Linked DNA regions of Mus musculus: region 2 is linked to region 1. A link is a loop called in an ENCODE intact Hi-C map of the cell type or tissue named here. Cell type or tissue: gastrocnemius. All regions are shown on one strand.

The links. Peaks named below come from ENCODE experiments on the same cell type or tissue, not always from the same donor. Only the 100,000 strongest peaks of a DNase experiment are listed, where the experiment ranks them.
Region 2: it touches region 1 in a loop (2.9-fold over the local background); 17 of 42 quality-filtered maps call a loop at or near these places.

What each region holds. Positions count from the first base shown.
Region 1 is chr8:84,802,929-84,810,928 of GRCm38, forward strand. No RefSeq gene overlaps it. Among named protein-coding and RNA genes, the nearest start is that of Nfix, 6.6 kb to the left of the region's middle. In gastrocnemius, a CTCF peak has its summit at 3,288 (motif pointing left); a DNase peak (open chromatin) is centred at 6,880; H3K4me3 peaks cover 124 bases; H3K27ac peaks cover 2,600 bases.
Region 2 is chr8:84,745,866-84,753,865 of GRCm38, forward strand. The region is part of intron 2 of Nfix (nuclear factor I/X); the gene reads right to left. Among named protein-coding and RNA genes, the nearest start is that of G430095P16Rik, 27 kb to the left of the region's middle. In gastrocnemius, no CTCF peak of the experiment used is centred here; a DNase peak (open chromatin) is centred at 3,836; H3K4me3 peaks cover 1,111 bases; H3K27ac peaks cover 7,502 bases.

The DNA.
Region 1 (8,000 bases):
CATAAACCAGTCATGGTGGCACGCACTTACCATTTCAACACTCTGGAGACAAAGCCAGGAGGATTAGAAGTTCAGGATCATTCTTGTCTACACAGCAAGCTTGGAGGCCAGTATGGGCTACTTGAGACCCTATCTCAAAACACAAAATTGTGTGTGTGTGTGTGTGTGTGTGTGTGTGTGTGTGTTCGATCATGTGGGTGCGTGCATTAAGAAAAGACATGCTTCACTGGACATGACTGCCTGAAGACATCAGCCTGACTTCATCTGTGATACTAGATAGATATGTGTGCCTGTGTATCAGGGAGCAGGGTCTCTGTGCCTGAAGCCACCGGGAATGTGTTATGCCTGTCATTCTGCCTGGGGCCATGGCCCCAGAGATCCCGAGTGGTGATCCAGGCCTCCCCTGCACCCACAGTGGCTGCCTGTGAGGCAAGGATGCAAGGGCCTGGCAGAGGGAGGGAATTGATATGTCCTTAAAAATTCAAGGGCTTCTCGTAAACAGAAACTTTTAACACCCGGTTAAAGTTTCAGGGCTGCCACAGAGGAGGGGGAGGGGCTCCAAGGCAAGAAGGGGGCTGGAAGTGTGTGCTGTATGAAGTTAGAGGTACAGTGAGAACTGGGGGCTGCGAGGCATTTGGGGACTGAAGAGATTGGGAGATCAGGATGGCCCCAGAAAAGGAGACAGATGGATCCAGGCAGGGCCAGGACTGAAGAGATCCAGGACCTGGATGGCTGGGAGAAGAGACTATGATGTAGGGTTTGTGGGGAGGGTTAACGCCTTCCCACACACAGCAGACAACAATCCTGCACATGCGCACACACACACACCTCACAATATCAACCCTTCACTCAGACACACAATAACATAAACCCTACACACACACTCACTAAACACTAACCCTGACCACAAACACACATGCACACCAGACATCTACCCCTCACACACATACACACACACCCAGACAACACCAATCCTTTACACACATACACACACACACATCAGACATCTAACCCTTACACACATACACACACCCCAGACAACATCAACCCTTCACACACACCAGCAATCTACCCCTTATATAATACACCCCCCAGACATTAAACCTTCACACACACACACACACACACACACACCAAACATATACAGCACAAACACACACATACACACACCAGACAACATCAACTCTTCACACACACACATACACACACGACATAAAGTCTTTATGCACATACATCATCGACCCTTTACACACACACATACTGTACAATATCAGCCCTGCAAACACATACTTGAACCCTTCACACAAACACACATGCACATCAACTCCTCAGAAACACATAACACACCATCTTACCTGCACATACACTAGACAATATTAACCCTGCACACACACAATATAACATGAAACTGTCACAGACACACACCACAAAACCAACCCTTTACACATACTAGACAACATCAACCCTTTGGATACACACACACACACACACACACACACACACACACACACCACCAACCCCTCCATACATATACACCACACTTTATCCCTCATTCACACACCCTTTCATTTGCACATACACACTCTAGTCTTCACTTACATGTAACTCCTATCTTGTACTCACAATACTATAGTCACACACTGCCATTCTTCAGTCACACCTGTACATCCCTCCAGTCTCTCTCACACATATACATAGTCCATTCCATCGCACACACACAACCTTACACACACACACCCATCATATCCATTATTTATCCAGACATATGACATCCATTGTACACACACACTGTCCCCTCCATCTGCACACACAGTCTAGCTCTTCATTCACTCACACACATGCATATTTCAATTCATATACTGAAACTTACACCAGAGCTCCTTCCCGTTTGCACACACACATACTTTTCCTTAGATTCACATACAATGTCCATCTACACCCACAAAAGCCAAACTCTTGCCCTTGTATTCACACATATTTGCACTCAGCTTACCCCTCACTCAGATTCCATTTCTGATACCAAGGGCACGCACGCACACGCGCACACACACACACACACACACACAGATATAGAATCACCATATTTTGAGTCTTCACAGCTGGCAGCTGGAGGGGGTGTTTCTCACAGAGAAGCAGAATAGTACCCCATTTTCCTGTCTCCCAGAGCCCAAATCTGAGGGCACACCTGGCCCTGAAGAAATTGAAGAGGAGGGGTGCTACCAGGGGGTTGGGCACAGCTGGGGTGTCACAGCTGGAATCCCCCACATTCCTCCTTGCCAGCTGCCCACCTGGCTACAGCTGGCAGCAGGTGTGTTCTTCCCATGCAGGTGTTGGAGAGCGAGAAGCAAGCTCATGGCATTGCCTGCCAGGATGCCAGCGGCGGTGGGGGAGGGAGGGCCTAAACATCTGGGCTTTGTCAGCCACATCCTGGGCCATGGAAGGTGGAGCTGGGCAATACTAGGCTCCAGAGCTGCTTGGCAGCTGGGTGGGCCTCTTAGGAAAGTGGGCATACATCCAGCACAGAATATAATCGAGGATTTCAACTGTGGGTGCTGCCAGCCAAAAAAAGGGGGTGCTCTAGGTCTTCTCAGAAAGATGGGGGTCCCTGTTTTCACAAGAGAATCCTATTGCTGTAGAATGTGAGCAATGGGTTTTCTGCTTCTGGGACATAGCTGAAGCCCTGTGGCCAGACCATGCCATTCACCTAGGAATTTCACCACCACACTCACACAGGGCCACGGGAACACACAGGCATAGCCAGACATAAAAACACAGATGCTCCTGGAACATCGCTCCATAAGTAGAGGGCTTGGCTAGCAGGCTTGAAGCCCTGGGTGCCATTCCAGCACCCCACAGAACTTATTTTTGTCACTTTGGCACTTGGGAGGTAGAAGTTGAGGGATCAGGAATTCAAGGTCATCCTTTACTACATAATGAACTTGAGTCTGCCATGGGCTACTTGAGATCCTTCATCAGATGCCAGCAGGATGGTACAGTGGGTAAAACTGCCTGCCACCAAACCTGGTGACCCGAGTTAGATCCCCCAGGCCACAAGTTGGGAAGAGAGAACTGACTCTGGCAAGTTACCCTTTAACTTCCACACATGTAAGCATACATGCGCACATGTGCGCGTGCACACACACACACACAATTAGAACAAAATAAAACAGGGCCTGAAGCTAACTCAGCAGTTAAAGTGTTTCTGCTCTTCCAAAAGACCTGAGTTCCTAGCCCCAACTTCAAGCAGTTTAGGCTGTTTACAAATGCCTTTAACACAGGTTCCAAAGGATCACACGCCCTCTTCTGGCCTCTGTGGGTTCAGCGCACACAAGATGTATATAACACACACAGATGAAACACAGGTGGAAGAGTGCTCACCTGTGTGCATAAAGCCCTAGGTTTAGTCCTCATCAATTCAGTGTGGTTGCCCTTGTCCAAGGCAGGAGAGTCAGAAGTTTACAATCACTCTTGGCTCTGTTACAGGCTTGAAAGCAGTCTTGGCTATGTGCAACTCTCTCAGAAAGCAGGATAAAACAGAAGCACACAAGAACCAGGCACAGCCAGGTAGTGATACAGCATACAAAGATCCCACCACTCTGGAAGTGAAGGCAGGTGGATTTCTGTGAGTTTGAGGCCAGCCTGGACTACAGACAAGTTTCAGGATAGCCAGGGCTACACACAGAGAAACCCTGTCTCAAAAAATAAAAAAAAAAACTAAATTAAATAAACCAGACACATATCTATAATCCCAGCACTCAGCAGGAAGCCCATGAGTTTTCTGTTCTGTGTTGTTTTTGTTTTGTTTGAGACAGGATCTCACTATGTAGCTCTGACTATCCTGAAACTTGCTACATAGAGCAGGCTGGCCTTGAACTCACCAAGATCTGCCTGCCTTTACCTCCCAAATCCTGGAATTAAATGTGTGCACAACCACAACTGGCTTCAGGATCCTGCGTTTACGCTTAGCCTAGGCAGCACACCAAGACCCTGTTTGAAAAAAAAAAAGTTAAAAAGAATTTAAACACCCCTCCATGATGACCATCAGGCATAGAGGCATATGCTTGCAACCCCAGTGCTCAGAGAACTGGAGCAGAAGGGAGGGGTTTAAGCCAAACTGGATAACCTAGGCACAACGTGTCTTTCAAAGAGTGGAGGGGAGTGGTGTCTATAGAGAAATCACTGATAAAGCTCTCTCCCTGCTCATAAGGAACGGAGTGGAATCCCCAGAGCCACATTAAAAGGAAATAAGAGGAGGAGGGGGAAGGAGAAGAAGAAAAAGGGAAGAGGAAGAGGAGGAGGTAGGATGGTGTGGTGTGCACCTGTAATCCCAGCACCAGGGAGATAAGACCGGCAGATAGATTCCTGAAGCTCACTGGTCAGACCAGCCAGCCTAGCATACTCATCTTTTTTTTTAATATGTATTTATTTTATGTATATGAATATACTGTCACTGTCTTCAGACACACAAGAAGAGGGCATCAGATCCCATTACAGATGGTTGTGGGTCACCATGTGGTTGCTGGGAATTGAACTCAGGACCTCTGGAAGAGCAGACAGTGCTCTTAACCTCTGAGCCATCTCTCCAGCCCCTAGCATGCTTATCAAACTCCAGGCCAGTGAGAAACCCTGACTCAGAAACAAGGGAAGGAGCAGAGAGATGGCTCAATGTTAAGAGCACTTGTTGCTCTTGCAGAGGACCTGGGCTTGTTTCCCTTCGCTCACATGGCAGCTATCTATAATTCCAGTTCCAGAGAATCTGGTGCCCTCTTCTGACCTCTGAAGACACCATGCACACATATGTGAGCAAAATACTCATACGCATAAAATAAATAAATCCTTAAAAAAAGAAAAGGGTCAGAAAGATGGCTCATTGGATAAAGGTGCTTGCTACTACCTTCACATGTGTGCTATGCCAAGCATGGACCCTCTGCACACAATTATACTTCTATATAAGTAGACCTACTTATTTGTAGATATAATTGTTTACAAGAAAGAGCCAGTGAGATGGCTGAGTGGGTAAAGTTGTTTATTTACTTATTTTGGTTCTTTTTTTTTTTTTACATTTATTTGGGTTTTTTTGTTGTTTTGTTTTGTTTTGTTTCCGAGACAGGGTCTCTCTGTGTAGCCCTGGCTGTCCTGGAACTCACTCTGTAGACCAGGCTGGCCTCAAACTCAGAAATCCTCCTGCCTCTTCCTCCCAAGTGCTGGGACTAAAGGCGTGTGCCACCACTGTCCAGCTGGTAAAGGTGTTTAGTAAGGTGTATCCTTGGAACTACATCATGGAGAGAGAGAGTCCACTTCCTCCAAATTGTCTTCTGACTCCGTATACATGCTATGGCGCATGCACCCAGCCACATACACACACTCACACACAATAAATAAATGCAAAAAAAAAAAAAAAACCAAAACCAAGTGGACAGCATCTAAGGAACAAAGTTGAGCTCTGGCCTCTATAAGTAGGGGCACACACAATGCACCCACATGAGCACACACCCACACATACAAAGAAAACCTGCAGAGCATCACTCCTGTTCACATACATAGACACAAACATGCCTGGATCACAGATGGGAATCCACACCCCACCACCACAGCTGCCCAAAATGCAAGAGACACACCCATGCTTGTCTATGGTGTGCCTGGCCAGGGCCTCCTGGAGCCAGTGCTCATGTAGGGTTAGGGAAATGTTTCATTTGCAGCTGGTTGGAGACCCGCCCACCCTGGTAACCTGGTCCCTGATCCTGAATGGAGCCTCTGTGCCACCTCAGGGCAGCCAGCAGCAGCAGTCAATTGGCTCTGAGTGTAAGGCCACTATGTCTGAGCCACACATGCTGGATCTGAGGCCTCTGGGCCCAACTAACTATAGCCAGAATCCGACTTCATCTCTGCTGCTTCTAGAAGCTTCTCCCCCAAACCAGTCAGGAGGGAGGAGACAAAGAAGTAAAGGTCCTATGCCTAGTTGATGTCCCCATCTCAGGAATATCAGTGTGAACCCCTAGTTTGTATGCCCATAAAATGCCTCAGTTCTTTGTGAAGCCTAGAGGCAGGAGCTACACAGTCATGGCCTTTTGGTTTCTGTCTCCAAGTGCAATCCCTGTCACACTTTCAACTCCACATAGCTACAATCACTACCACAGTGTCACCAGCACAACTACACTGCCTGTCATAATGTCAGCCACACTATCACATACAGAAATGCCACCAGACCCACTAACTCCAGTGTCAGCAGCCCCACAACCTCACACATCCTCTTGGTTGCCCTGACAATCGGACCCTACACTGTATCCATGTCACTCTGACACGCTCAGTCTACATGTCCCTGCAGCTGTCCTAGCCATGTGGCTACACAGAGTCGCTAACCCCAGAAGCAGGTCCAATCCCTGCATTCCCAGGGCAGAGCTCACAGCTGTCCTCACATCAAGGTGGCCTGGATGACACAGTACAGCCTTGCTGAGGAGCTGGTGGCCAGTAAGGTACAGGCCACACTGCTCGGTCCTCTTGCAAGTGACAGATACTCCTTTCGTTCACATTGTCCCACCGTACCGCAGTCTGGACACAACTACAATGAAACTGGGTAATGGCACACTGGAGCCACACAGACACCCTGTCATACAACAATCACCCTCCTCAGAGCCCGTCACAACATTTAGACAGCCCCTTAGCCATCCCAACAAGCTGTTGGGACATTTGTTGACATGCTGACACAGCCCTGTGATTGTCCTCAGGATTCCCCAGACCCGAGTCTTGGAGAAAGGGACAGACTGAGGCTGAAATTCCTTTTCCTACTGAAAGCAAGCAGAGTAGGCAGGGACTAATGGAAGCGCAGCTGTTGTCAGTAGGTGCCAGTCCCCCCCCCACACCTCATGAATATTCATCAACTGGGGCTCTCCTGAACCTGTAGGGAGTCCAAGGTCCCAGGCAGCTGGGCACCCCCTTCTGTGCCAGGAGGCCCTCAGGTGAGGGGGGCGGGGGCTACCAGAACGTTGTAGTCCTTGGAAACCACACCCATTTCCATCTAAGTATATATGAATGAGTTTGAGAGCATGGACCCCAGACACACAAACTCCAAGTCAACTCGGATTTAACACACCAAGCGTAGCAATCTTGGCAATGTGAACTTGCAACAGCACCCCAACTACAGAGACCTACCACATACGTAGGCATACCACATGGGTACCCAGTCACATGACCACAGACACACCATTATGTCTCCAACACTCACCATCACAGGCAGAAGTACAAATACAACACACACACACATTTCCAAATTCATAAACATAGTGACTGAAAGTCAACACCTTTTTGTATGTGGCGCTGAGATCGAACCCAAGGCCTTAAGCACACTAAGCTCCATCCCCATTCAACTTTTTTATATTTTATTACATTTATTTATTTCTCCATAGCCATGTCTAGTCATCTGCTGATGGTGACAAGCTTGTGGAGATCAGAGGACAACTTGTGGGAATGGATTCTCATTTATTTATTTATTTATTTATTTATTTATTTATTTATTTATTTGATATTTTCTTTATATACATTTCAAATGCTATCCCGAAAGTTCCCTATACCCTCCCTCCGCCCTGCTCCACTACCCACCCACTCCTGCTTCTTGGCCCTGGCAATCCCCCTGTACTGGGGCATATAAAGTTTGCAATACCAAGGGGCCTCTTTTCCCTGCTACATATGCAGCTAGAGATATAAGCTCTGGGGGTACTGGTTAGTTCATATTGTTGTTCCACCTATAGGGTTGCAGACCCCTTCAGCAATGGATTCTTCTTTGACCATGGACCGACCCCAACAACTTCTTGTAAAACATACAAGTGCCCAAACACTGGGACAAAAATGTGCCCATATATATACAGTCTCACCAACTATCAAATACAGAAGCCCAATATAGAACTATCCTCCGAAGCCCTACACTCTATCCTTCTCTCCCTCCCTCATTCTCCCCAACTCCCTCTTCCTCTCCCACATCTCTGCCACCGCCCCCTCCCCCCGAA
Region 2 (8,000 bases), 57 kb before region 1:
GGAGGGCCTCTCAGCTAGCCTTGCTGCTGTGGGCTCTCTGAACCTGCCGGGCTTGGGGAAAAGAAGTGTGTGTGTGTGTGTGTGTGTGTGTGTTGTGTGTGTGATGAGTGTGGTGTGGTGTGTGTGGGGTGTGTGTGTGTGTATGTGTGATGAGTGTCGTGTGTGTTGTATGTGTGTGTGTGTGTGTGTGTGTTGTGTGTGTGATGAGTGTGGTGTGGTGTGTGTGGTGTGTGTGTGATGAGTGTGGTGTGGTGTATGTGTGTGTGTGTGTTGTGTGTGTGATGAGTGTGGTGTGGTGTGGTGTATGTGTGTGTGTGTGGTGTGTGTGTGATGAGTGGTGTGAGATGTGGGTGGGTGTGGGTATGGGTGTGTGTCTGGCTGACCTGAGCTGGGATCCCAGTTAGGCAAGGCCCGGGAAGATCCATGGGAAAAGGTGTAAAGGTACTCACTTAGGCTTAAACATCCCCTTCTGGGCCAGACTGTTCTTCTATCCCCACCTCTGTGAGACCCTAGATCCACTCCTGTTCCTCCCTGGGCCTGAAGTGAGGTGGCACTGTGTCTGCCTCAGCACCCACCCACCTCAGGCCATCTGGCAGAGACTAAGCCAAGTGATTCTCTTGTGACCAGCTGCCTCTAAAGGGAGCTAGTGCAGGGCAGGACAGCATCCCCAACCCCATAGGATGGCTTCAGCCACAGGACCACAGCACTCAAACAGCAGGGCAGCTGCTTCTGTGCTCCTACAGTGCGAGAGAAAGGGCAACCTCCTCCTGTCTACCAGTTATCAAGTCAGGTAGCCCCGAAGGCAGGTGCTTCAGGGTTTGTCTCCCCTCTGCCCCATCTGTCCTCAGGCCGCTCAGCTCCTCCTTTATGGGAGGAAGAAAAGAGAGAGGGGGAGAGAGAGAGAGAGAGAGAGAGAGAGAGAGAGAGAGCAGGTCACCTATTTGACACTCAGCATCACTCTGAGCTCCAAAGGTCCTGTCTTGTTCACCACCTTTAATTGCTCCATCGGGCCACACAGGAGCTGGCACCCAGAGGTCCAGCGCCTATCACAAGACACACTGCAATCTCACATTCATTTGCATGTCTTCAGGACCCAGGCATGGGTAACGCCTAGCTCAGTGGCTCACACACTCAAATCTTGTGTACCACGTTACAAACGTATGTGGACTTGTTAAGTACCTGCTAGTGCCAAGTGAGAACAGAAACACTGGCCTAGACAGAGAGAGAGACCCTTGCAGCTGAAAGCTGGGTACACTGTGGAGGCGGAGAGAATGGACAAGAGAATGGGAAGTGAGGTGGGGCTGTCAGCTGGGCTGGGGTACAAGAGACAGAGATTCTCAGCGAAGCAGAGAGAGCGGGAGTCCAGAAGTCGCCAGCACTTTGACCTTGCGGCTTGCAGGCAGCTACTGATGCTGGCATACGTGGCATGGGGGGGTTAGCGAGGGACACAGAAATGGAAGGATCGTAGTCATGTATCTAATCTGAGGACCCTGGGAACATGGATGGGAAGAATGTGGAACCAGTTGCCCATTAGACCCAGTTGTACATCTCCAGGTGGCAGCAGCTCTGCTCCAGACAGTTAGAGAACAGAAATGTACATCCACACAGACACGTGGATATAAATGCTACTAGAGAACTGTTTACAACTACCAAAAAGGGGAAACATGCCAGACATGGTGGCACACACCTTTAATTCCAGCACACCCGGTAAAGGCAGGTGGATCCCTGTGAGATCAAGGCTATCTAGCAAGATCAAGGATAGCCAGGAGTATAATATAGCCAGAAGCCATCATGAGACCCTGTCTCAAAACAGGGGGCAGGGGAAGACACCATCATCAAAACAGGGCATGTCCATACTATGAAATATTATTCACCCTTCGGAGGAAACAACATACAACATGGAGGAAATTTGAAAATAATTACACTCCACCCACCAAGACCACATATTGTATGTTTGCATTTATATGAAATTCCCAGAGTGGGCAGATCCACAGAAAAGAAAGAAGAGTAGTGGTTATCAGGGGTTTGGAGAGATGGAGAAAGGAGACTAACTACTTACAGATGTGGGGTTCTTCCTGGAAAGATGGGATTGTTCTAGAATTAGATCGTGGCACTGACTGCACAGCATGGTGGATTTACTAAATGTCCTACAGTTTTAACTTGAAAATACAGTTGCAGGCCAGAGAGCTGGGTGCTGGCTGCGTGAGCTTAAAGACATGGGTGTGATCCCTGGAGCCCAGGTAAAGGTGGAAGTACCAAACCAACTCTGTGAAGTTGTCCTCTGGCCTACACACACACACCACCACCACCACCACCACCACCACCACCACCACCACCACCACCACCACCACCATCACCACCAGCAACATTATCAGAAAAAGGTTTGGATTTTTTGTTTTATGAGACAAGCTTTCTTTTATGAGACAGGCTTTCTCTGTGTAGCCCTGGCTGTCCTGGAACTCACTCTGTAGACCAGGCTGGCCTCAATCTCACAGAGAACCGCCTACCTCTGCCTCCCAAGTGCTGGGATCAAGGTTGTGTGCCACCACCTACAGGCTAATAAAAGGTTTTTAAGATAAAGTACAATTGCTTCTCAGCTTCCAATGGGTTGGTCTGCTGGCAGACACAGTAAATTGAAAGTATGGTTAGTTGAGAACTATTTAATGTGCCTAACATCTTCTTAGCATAACCTGTACTTGTGTTAGGAATGGGAACGCACTAGGGAAGTGAGGCAAACAAGGGTTCAAGGTCAGTCTAGGCCGTATATGACCCTGTCTAACTAAACAAAACAAAACAAAAACAAAAATTAAAAAAAACAAGTACCCAGGACATTTACGTGAAATTACGTGATCCTGCAAAAGGGAAAGCCCTCTGACACAAAGCCTATTTTATAATAAAGTGCTGGATACTTTGTGGACTTTCGTTGATAGAATACTGACAATAAGAAACACAGTAACCATGAGGGCAGGGAAGGCAGCTCAGAAGCTTTTAACGGTGCCTGCTGCCTAGCTTGATGATCCACCTCCAATCCCTAGGATCCACGTGGTGGAGGGAGTGAGCTGACTTGTGCAAGCTGCTCTCTAATCTCCAGATGTGTGCCAGGTTGCACACGCACCCATCCCCCAAAATATAATAATAATAATAAAATGGCTATATGAGTATGTTTTCCAACCATCGCAAAGTCAAAAATTCCTGAGTCAAACAAATCATTTTAAGCCTGAGATCATTGGTGGAGAATTTCATAATGTGAGTTGCAGCGTAATAAAACACCAATCTGGAAATAAGAAGCAGAATTCTGAAGTTGATAGTAGGAGTCCAGGAGTGAGGGAGTCTCATACGCTAGGCTAGGTGGGAGTAGCCTGAGAAGACATAGAAGCAGAGAGAAAGGGAAGCCAGGTGGCCAGGGAGATGCCTCCTGGGGGTGGGCGTAGACAGATCAATAAGGATGTCTGTCTGTAGAGTGAGGAGTAATCAGATACTGGGAAGGCTCAGTGGTCAGTGGCAGGGCTGCATGAGCACAGGATCCAGAGCTGCTGCTGGCTAGCCGGTCATCTTGTACACAGGCCTGTAACAAGGCCCACCCAGCTTCCAGGAGAGCACAGTGCCTTGGTTCCGAAGCTTAGCATAGGCTTAACGGAGATGGGGCTCCATCTTCCCGAAGCCTGAGGACAAGCCTGCCACAGAAAGCTAACACAAGACACACAAGGGTCTCTTCTCATGGGCTCCTATCCCCAGCTTCCACACCATCCGTCCTGTGCAGTAACCCTGCCCTGGCTCGGCACATGGCACCACTCAATGGTTCCTGGCACCAGAGAGGAATTTATTTCCTGGACAAAGCAGCCAAAATCGTTCCGCACCTTTGTTCGTGAGCGCAGTATAGTTGGAGCCGACATTTTCTAATGGGGCCAGAGAAGAGCTACTCAAAATGGATTCAGGGAGGGTGTCGGCTGTGGAACAGCCTCCAGACAGAGCATTCCGCGGTCTGGAAAGCTAATGCTGGGGAAAACGGATGTGGCCGAGCTTATAAAATCAAATCGGCCGTCCGGGGCTTCCATGGAGAATGCTGTAAGCCAACCCCAGGAAAGGTAAGCTGCCTGAAGCTCAGAGGGGCCCACAGAAGGCAAGGGAGGTTTCACTTTAAAATGAGGGCAGGACAGAGCCGTAGACAGGCCCAGCACAGGGAGAAGTGGGCTCCCTTAATCTTAGGCCCACTCAGGACTGGGCAGGAGGAACCGGCTTCAACACTGACCTTCAAGGCTTGGAGAGTCAGGACAGTTGGATGTTGAAGTAGGGTGCCAGCGTGAACACTCCCACCGACCTATCTCAGCTCTGACCACCAGCCAGCCCAGAGCCCTTTGCTGACCAGGGGCTGTGATTCACATACATCCCAGCTTATGTCTCCTGCTCCCAGAAAATAGATGCCCTGCCTTCCTCCCTTCCTCGTCTCTCCCTGTCGGTTCCTGACACATGTGTGGAGACGTGCAGACACAAAAAGATCCTGCGTGCACAGGGCCCCATGTGGAACCACCACTTGAAGCCTATTTACAGACATTTCACCAAACAAAATATCAACTCCCAATGTTTGACAGGGAGCCCCTCCTCTCTTGTCAGGAGTGAGCCCTCCTAAAGGGGGTCCCCAGTGATGAGCGGCAGAAACCCCAGGCAGGGGAAGAAAAGGAATACATCTGAGGGTGAGGTAAGAGAAGGTAAAATTATAAGGTTGGAGCTGTCAAGAAAAAAAAAAGAGGTGGGGGAATGCAAAGCAACTCCACTATTAGGGACTCGCTGTGAAATGCAGCGCTCACAACAGCTGAAAAGCCAGTGCTTTGTCTGCAGAAAGCATGAGCCACTGCGGCCCGAAGGCAGGCGGGCAGGGAGGGCGCAGAAGCTCCCATACAGGGCAAGCAAGCAATGCACACACCCTAAAATACAAGGCCAGGCTCTTTTGTTGTTGTTGTTGTTGTTGTTGTTGTTGTTTTTGTTTTTGGTTTGGTTTGGTTTTTGAGACAGGGTTTCTCTGTATAGTCCTGATTGTCCTGGAACTCACTTTATAGACCAGGCTGACCTCGAACTCAGCAATCTGCCTGCCTCTGCCTCCCAAATGCTGGGATTAAAGGCGTGCGCCACCACACCCGGCTAAGGCCAGGCTCTTACATCCACATCACTGTACCCCTGAACCACATCCTGGGTCCTCTCCCAGGGGGCAGGCAGCAGGAGTCAAAGGTGGAAACGAAGTGGCAATGAGAAGAGTGCCCACAGGGTGCCATGTTCAGGAGGGAAGCCTCAGGGTCTGTTCCAAAGGAGGCACACCGGATCAGTAGCTGGTCTCCACTGCACGGGGCCTGGCTCAGTTATCAGAAGACACAGGAGAGAGGGGCCAGGCGCGGCCAGTGTCCTTTCAGGATGGGCAGTGGAAGGTGCCACCCCTTCCTGCTCAGAAGCCTCTGTAAGGTCCTATGACCTTTAATCCAAGCCCCTCATTGGGCAGTAAGGGCACTCTGGCACAAGCCTATAGCCCCAGCACTTAAGTAAGGCTGAAGGCTTGCAAGTTCAAGGCTAGCCTAAGCTACATAGTACAGCCCTGTCTCAAAAACAGAAACTAGCATCCCAGATGGCTAGACGAACAGACTCTTCAACTTTAGGTGTAGCTTTTGCCACTGCAGGAGAGAAGAGTCTGACAGAGAAAGAAGGGTTAGTCCATGGCCTGGGGCCCCATGACATAGAGAGTTGGGAGTTGACACAAGGAAGCTGTCACCGTGGTGTAGCTGCCACTGCTGTCTCAACCTCATGGCCCCACACTGGAAGCACAGGGGCACCTCCAGCTTTTGAGGCCCCAGGGTGCTCCTCGGTCTCATCCGCCCTAGCTACTCTTCCTCTTTGCTCAGGATTCCTCAACTCTGACACGTCAGACACCAAGCCCAGAGAGTGGCTGCTGTGGCGGTTGCTCCGGCACTGTGTGGCCTCCGGCTGTTGGGCACTGGTAGCATCCCCCACAGAGCAGTGTCTCTAGGCACAGCCAAGCACCCCTGGGGGCAGAAAAGCTGCCACTGAAGCGGGGGGGGGGGGCTATAAGATGACCCCGAATCCGTTCCCTCAGAAGTGGCTCACTCACACAGCTCTGAGACTCAGGCTGAGCACGGAACAGCCCCTTCTGTGTTTCTCTTCAAATAAGCTGCAGTGGTTGCTAAGGGGCCCCATCAGAATCCCCCACCCACACTTCATATACAAGGAATACCTCAGAGTGACAGTGGCGAGGCTTGAGAGGCCTCTCCAGTATCAGACAGCAAGGAGTCTGAAGGACACTAAGTCAGGATCTGTGCTGCTCAGAGCCTTGCCTGAGAGCCTTGCCTGCTGTCTGCACCCTCAGTTGTGAAGTGCACAAGTTCCATGGCTTCCCTGTCCCAGCCCTGTGTCTCAGCCCCACAGAAGGGCCGCTGTCCCCACACCATTCCAAACACAAGCTTTTAATAGCAGTTTCCTTTGGGGCTGGCTCTGCCACCCCCACCCTGCCGCACTAGCTCAGCCCTACTCCTGACTTGGAGACACAGTGCCCTGTAATTACGGCAATTGTAATCTCCTTTACTAACAGGTAGATTAATAGCGAGGCAGGTTCACAAAGAGCCCCAAAAGGGAACTGCTCAGCTGCTGAGTGGGTAGGAAGAGCCTGACACTTCTCAGCAAACACACATCCCTACTCACAAGCTGCGGCCACAGGGTACCAGGCAGGGCGCTGAACCCAAGGAGGTGAGGGTAGGGGGTGAGCAGCTGTATCTGCGTTCACTGCTAATGACAGATCACTGCAGTCTCTCTTGGGTTTCCAGGTTGTCACAGACTAACATGAATTTAAACCCCCTAACCTGAGAAATGTGTCAGGGTATGATTTCACACACACACACACACACACACACACACACACACACAGGCCCTGATCCACACTGCACACAGACACCTACCTCCTGACACACACGCAAGCAGAGGCCCACAAGTCAGTGTGTACTGAACACCTGTAGAAAGACCAGACCAAGCCTCAGATCCACACTTATCTGACCACCACAGCCCAGGTCCGTGAGGCGTGGATGGTGCAGCACTGCCTTGCTGAGGACAGGGAAGGGGACATCTGCTCCCTCCTTCTGTCCCACATACGCAGCCCCTCCCACTGTTGCACTTCACAAACTTTCTGCTAGGTCTCGGGTCCCTCCAGGACCTGAACAAAATGAAATGGAACATCACACAGGAGTTGGGGGGGCAGACAATAGGTACCCCAAGACATTTCAGCTCTCTTTGGCTGAATGGGGGTAGAAAGTGATACCCAGGGCTAGTTTAGGAGTGTGTGTACACAGAGAAACACACACACACACTCACACACACATGGACATGGGCAAACAGATGGACAAGCAGATGGATGGACAGACAGACATGGAGACACAAAGGGGCTATGTATCCTAGACTATATGACCCTAGGGAATGCTGTCTTGAGTGTGGAGCAAGAGTATTGAGATATCTGTGGGTTTAGTCAAAGTCCCAAGTCCAAGTTGGGTGTGATGACACATGCATATAGTCCTGCTGCTCAGTCAGATTTGGGGCCAGCCTGGGATAGCATAGCAAGAGCTCTATGCCTGCAACCCTAACAGAAGGCAGGAGCAGGAGGATGACCACAAGTTTCAGGCCAGTCTGATCCACGTACTGATTTCTAGCCCAACTATGGATAGAAAGCAGACCTCTGTTTCAAGAAGGGGAAAGGAAGGGGGAAAAGAAAAAACTACTATCTGAAATCCAGAGTAAAGGTTTCCCCCGTCCTAACTGCACCTCTGGGCCACATGGGCTAATATTGCACCACATGAGCGCCATCAGGAATTTCCTCGGGAGATCTAGAGCACGTGCTGTGTGTACCTCAGCGGTGGCCCTGGGGTGTGCTGCCACTGAGACTCCATGGCCAGCAGCTGCTTACCGTCGGGCAGTGAGAAGAGCCAGTTTGCAGCCCTTGGACCAGAAGCTGGGAC